2 separate regions of the Homo sapiens genome follow, and region 2 is linked to region 1. The links are chromatin loops, found by intact Hi-C in ENCODE. Cell type or tissue: OCI-LY7. All regions are shown on one strand. Each heading gives the region's core, and the rest is flanking DNA. Links, peaks and the distances in the headings are about the cores only.

Region 1 (2,910 bases), core at 130-2,629:
CACAGCATACATTTTATTTCAGTTCCATGTATGGACTGGTTTTATTTAAATGTCTGTATTAGGTTTCACTATTTGGTTGTTTAAATGGAGCATTTAAAATCTTATTGTATTACAACTTATATCAACATAATCATCTTGCTGTTTTTCTGTATCCCCTTAAAATTCCCTAAACAAATATTTATTAAGAGCCCAGGGTGTATCATGCCAGAACTCAGGCAGTCACAGACATAACCTGTTTCATTTTTCATTTTGATCAACAGAATTATGTTTTCTGTTAAGCTTGTTGTTTTTAGTTCATTAGATTCTAGACGTCATTACAGATCAAAGACGAAAAATTTCTATCATCTTTAAGCCACCCCCACAACACTCACTACTGAATTTGAACCAAAATCTTCTCCTAGAAATCCTCGTTGGCGGCTCGATAGTAAGAGCTGCCATGTATCAGGCTCACCTGAGGACAGACGCTGGTTAAACCAAGTTGAAGTTTTAATTCTTCCCATCTTCAAAGACTGAGCATCTTTGCTCTTTTTGCTCATAAGTGAAACACTCCAAAGTCATTTGCCAGGATCCCCTGTAGATGGGCATTCAGTGTACAGACTCCTAGGCAAGATCCCTGGTCACAGTATCCAAATGACTTTGACTGCAAACCTGGGGAAGTAGAGAGAGAACAAAGATTTACCAGAAAAACCCTCTGGGAATGTCTTCCCAAGGCACCCTAGAGGGAAGAGCTCCCTTTCTCTTCAGCTCCACAGGATCCACAGAGGAAGGAGAGCTCTAGCCAGCAGGAAGGAGCCACATGAGAGGAGAGGACCAGGTGTCCCACACAGGTGGGGAAGTGAGTCCATGGGGCTGGTCCCCGCTCTGGGCTTGATCCTGACATAAGAGGACTCTGTGTAGACACCACCTGAGTCCTCTGCAATGTACAGCCACAGAGCCATGGACAGATTCACTCCTGAGGAGTCCAGTAGAGCGCGAAGACTGCCTTGAGGTCACAGCGGGAAGACACAGGTGTCACTTGAGCTGGCCTGGACCTGAGAGAGGGGGCAGTGGACAGAACAGAGGGGAGGCAGTGGTGTGAATGAGAGGCTCTGGTCACCTTATCATAGAATGGTTTACCTTGGCTGGACACCAGGGGACGCTGGGGGACCATTTCTGAGAAGACGCGCGGGGGGCGGGGGTGGGCGGTGATGGGAGCACAACCGGCCACCTGTTGTGCCTGTTGTCCTCTGCTCAGGGCTCACAACTGTGTTCTCCCCACCCTCTGGGACCACAGAGCTCCACCCCTGCCACACCCTGACATCCTCAAGGCAAGGAGCCTGACCCAGGGCTCAGGGTGGGGTCACAAAGCTGGGGGGGTCTGATTTGCATGGATGGACTCTCCCCCTCTCAGAGTATGAAGAGAGGGAGAGATCTGGGGGAAGCTCAGCTTCAGCTGTGGGTAGAGAAGACAGGACTCAGGACAATCTCCAGCATGGCCAGCTTCCCTCTCCTCCTCACCCTCCTCACTCACTGTGCAGGTGACAGGATGGGGACCAAGAAAGGGGCCCTGGGAAGCCCATGGGGCCCTGCTTTCTCCTCTTGTCTCCTTTTGTCTCTTGTCAATCACCATGTCTGTGTCTCTCTCACTTCCAGGGTCCTGGGCCCAGTCTGTGCTGACTCAGCCACCCTCAGCGTCTGGGACCCCCGGGCAGAGGGTCACCATCTCTTGTTCTGGAAGCAGCTCCAACATCGGAAGTAATACTGTAAACTGGTACCAGCAGCTCCCAGGAACGGCCCCCAAACTCCTCATCTATAGTAATAATCAGCGGCCCTCAGGGGTCCCTGACCGATTCTCTGGCTCCAAGTCTGGCACCTCAGCCTCCCTGGCCATCAGTGGGCTCCAGTCTGAGGATGAGGCTGATTATTACTGTGCAGCATGGGATGACAGCCTGAATGGTCCCACAGTGCTCCAGGCCAATGGGGAACTGAGACAAGAACCCCCTTCCTCCTCTGTCAGGAGGGTGAGCCCCAGCAGCTGCTGCTCAGGCCTGGCCTGTGGCTTCTGCTGCTGCAGCTTCCTTCATGGGTCCAGGGGCATCCAGGGCCCTGCCTGAGAGTGGAGGCTCCTCCTCCCCTTCAGTCCTCAGAGTCAGGAACAGGACATCCAGGAAACAGAACATCCTCCTCCCTGCAGCTTAGGACACAGGGTCTCTGCACTGAAGTCCTGGGCTGAGGTGGCAGGTCCAGTTGTGTCATCTCAGACCCACCTCTGATGGGGAACCCGTGTCTCCGTCATCCTCCTTTTCCCATTTCCAGGAGTTTCCAGAGTGGTGTCTTCCTCCCCCTGCTCCTCAGTGTGAATCCCTGTGCTTCCTTTCTCTCCAGCCTATTCTTTTTTAATAAAACTCCTTTCATGTAGGAACTATGCACATCTAATAAACTACCCATATTTATAACAGGAAATTAGACAAATTTTGGCATTTTTCTGGTTCCTTGAAAACATCACCATCCCCGGGAGCTATTGTGACCATCCCGGCAGCTCCTCATGATGCTTGTCTCCTCCCTCCCTCCCCTAATGGCCTCTCAGGAAGCCACAGATCTGCCTCTCTCACTACTGTTTGGTTTTTTTTTCTGGAATGTATCAGTGTTATCAAACGTTATCTTCCCATTTGTTCAGGCTTCTTTCACTCTGCACACTTGCTTTGAGATTATCCCTGCTGTCGCTGAATTGCACCCATCCCTTAGAGGGCTCATTACTATCTTTAAGGGTCCTTAGGCCATTTTTTTCTGATTTTATTCATGTATTTCCTTTAAAGTTTGAATTTATTGTTCATCAAACAAACTCTATGGGTGATGTTCATCTAAGGTGACAGGACAGTCCGTGATGGTTTGTCAGGATTCTTGCTTCTTCAGTTCTTTTCTTGGCTCTCT
Region 2 (2,910 bases), core at 101-2,600, 51 kb after region 1:
ACCCTTGAAATGCAATCCCAAAACACAGCATACATTTTATTTCAGTTCCATATATGGACTGGTTTTATTTAAATGTCTATATTAAATCTCACTATTCCATTTTTAAATGGAGCACTTAAAATCTCATTCTACGGCAACTGCCTGGTGATACATTCACCAGTGGAAATATCAACAAAACCATCCAGCTGTTTTCCTCCATCCCCATAGAATTCCCCAAACTAGTAATTATTAAGAGCCCAGGATGTATCATGCCAGAATTCATGCAGTCATAGGCATAACCTGTTTCATTTTTCATTCTGATCAACAGAATTACAATTTTTCTTAAGCTTGTTTTTAGCTTATTAGATTCTAGTTGTCATTACAGATCAAAGATAAATAATTTTCTATCATCCTTAAGCCACCCCCATAACACTCACTACTGAATTTGAACCATAATTTTTCCCTAAAAATCCTAGTTGGGGTGCTTGATGTTGAGAGCTAACACGTATCAGGCTCACCTGAGGACAGACTCTGGTTAAACCAAGTTAAAATTTTAATTCTTCCCATCTTCAAAGACTGAGCATCTTTGCTCTTTTTGTTCATAAGTGAAACACTCCAAAGTCATTTGCCAGGATCCCCTGCAGATGAGCATTTAGTGTACAGACTCCTAGGCAAGATCCCTGGTCACAGTATCCAGATGACTATGACTGCAAATCTGGGGAAGTAGAGGGAGAACAAAGATTTACCAGGAAAACCCTCTGGGAATTCCTCCCCAGGGAATCCTAGAGGAAAGAGCTCCCTTTCTCCTCAGCGCCACAGGATCCACAGAGGAAGGAGAGCTCTAGCCACCAGGAAGGAGCCACATGAGAGGAGAGGACCTGGTGTCCAACACAGGTGGGGAGGTGAGTCCATGGGGCTGGTCCCTGCTATGGGCTTGATCCTGACATAGGACTTTATGTAGATACCACCTGAGTCCTCTACAATGTACAGCCAAAGAGCCATGGAAAGATTCACTCCTGAGGAGTCTGAAGACTCCTCAGTAGAGCGTGAAGATAGCCCTGAAGTCACAGGGAGGAGACACAGACACCACTTGGCCTGCCTTGGACCTGAGAGAGGGGGCAGTGGACAGAATGGGGGGAGGAAGCCATGTATCTGAGAGGTTCTGGTCACCTTATCATAGAATGGTTTACCTTGATCTGGACACCAGAGGGCGCATGGGGATCATTCCTGAGAAGACAGGGGTGATCAGAGCAGAACCAGCCGCCTGCCCTGCCTGGTGTCCTCTGCTCAGGGCTCACAGCTGTGTCCTCCCCACCCCCTGGGACCACAAAGCTCCACCCCTGCCACCCCCTGACATCCTCAAGCCAAGGAGCCTGACCCAGGGCTCAGGGTGGGGTCACAAACCTGGGGGGGGTCTGATTTGCATGGATGGACTCTCCCCCTCTCAGAGTATGAAGAAAGGGAGAGATTTGGGGGAAGCTCAGCTTCAGCTGCGGGTAGAGAAGACAGGACTCAGGACAATCTCCAGCATGGCCTGGTCCCCTCTCTTCCTCACCCTCATCACTCACTGTGCAGGTGACAGGATGGGGACCAAGAGAGAGGCCCTGGGAAGCCCATGCGACCCTGCTTTCTCCTCTTGTCTCCTTTTGTCTCTTGTCAATCACCATGTCTGTGTCTCTCTCACTTCCAGGGTCCTGGGCCCAGTCTGTGCTGACTCAGCCACCCTCGGTGTCTGAAGCCCCCAGGCAGAGGGTCACCATCTCCTGTTCTGGAAGCAGCTCCAACATCGGAAATAATGCTGTAAACTGGTACCAGCAGCTCCCAGGAAAGGCTCCCAAACTCCTCATCTATTATGATGATCTGCTGCCCTCAGGGGTCTCTGACCGATTCTCTGGCTCCAAGTCTGGCACCTCAGCCTCCCTGGCCATCAGTGGGCTCCAGTCTGAGGATGAGGCTGATTATTACTGTGCAGCATGGGATGACAGCCTGAATGGTCCCACAGTGCTCCAGGCCCAGGGGGAACAGAGACAAGAACCCCCTTCCTTTTCTGCCAGGAGGGTGAGCCCCGGCTGCTGCTGCTCAGGCCTGGCCTGTGGCTTCTGCTGCTGCAGCTTCCCCCATGGGTCCAGGGATATCCAGGGCCCTGCCTGAGAGTGGAGGCTCCTCCTCCCCTGAGTCCTCAGAGTCAGGAACAGGGTGTCCAGAAAACAAAAGCAGGGTGTCCTGCTCCCTGTAGCTTGGGACACAGGGTCTCTGCACTGAAGTCCTGGGCTGAGGTGGCAGGTCCAGCTGTGTCATCACAGACCCACTTCTGTTGGGGAACCTGTGTCTCCATCATCCTACTTTTTCCATTTCCAGGAGTTTCCAGAGTGGTGTCTTCCTCCCCCTTCTCCTCAGTGTGAATCCCTGTGCTTCCTTTCTCTCCAGCCTATTCTTTTTTTAATAAAACTCCTTTCATGTAGGAATAATGCACATATAATAAGCCACCCATATTTACAATAGGGAATGAGACAAATTTTGGCATTTCTATGGATCCTTGAAAACATCACCACCACCGGGAGCTATACAACATACAACCTGTGACCAACCCCAATAGCTCCTCATGACCCTTGTCACCTCATTCCCTCCCCCAACACCCTCCTTGGAAGTTGCAGATCTGCCTCTGTCACTACTGTTTGGTTTCTCTTTTCTGGAATGTATCAGTGTTATCAAACATTATCTTCCCATTTGTTCAGGCTTCTTTCACTCTGCACACTTCTTTTGAGATTCTCGCTGTTGTTGCTGCATTGTACCCATCTCGTAGAGGGCTCCTTACTATCTTTGAAGGTCCTTAGGCCATTTTTTTCTGATTTTATTTATGTATTTATTTTAAAGTTTGAATTTATTGTGCATCCAAATCAAACTTTAGGGGCAATGTTCATCTAAGGTGAC

The links. Hi-C counts contacts between places; a loop is a spot of excess contacts. Peaks named below come from ENCODE experiments on the same cell type or tissue, not always from the same donor. Only the 100,000 strongest peaks of a DNase experiment are listed, where the experiment ranks them.
Region 2: it touches region 1 in a loop (6-fold over the local background); 2 of 110 quality-filtered maps call a loop at or near these places.

The regions. Positions count from the first base shown.
Region 1 is chr22:22,379,409-22,382,318 of GRCh38, forward strand. It overlaps IGL and IGLV1-44. Among named protein-coding and RNA genes, the nearest start is that of ZNF280B, 130 kb to the right of the region's middle. In OCI-LY7, for the core only: a CTCF peak has its summit at 1,115 (motif pointing right); DNase peaks (open chromatin) are centred at 1,233 and 2,043; H3K4me3 peaks cover 2,319 bases; H3K27ac peaks cover 2,500 bases.
Region 2 is chr22:22,430,490-22,433,399 of GRCh38, forward strand. It overlaps IGL and IGLV1-36. Among named protein-coding and RNA genes, the nearest start is that of ZNF280B, 77 kb to the right of the region's middle. In OCI-LY7, for the core only: CTCF peaks have their summits at 1,172 (motif pointing right) and 1,377; a DNase peak (open chromatin) is centred at 1,212.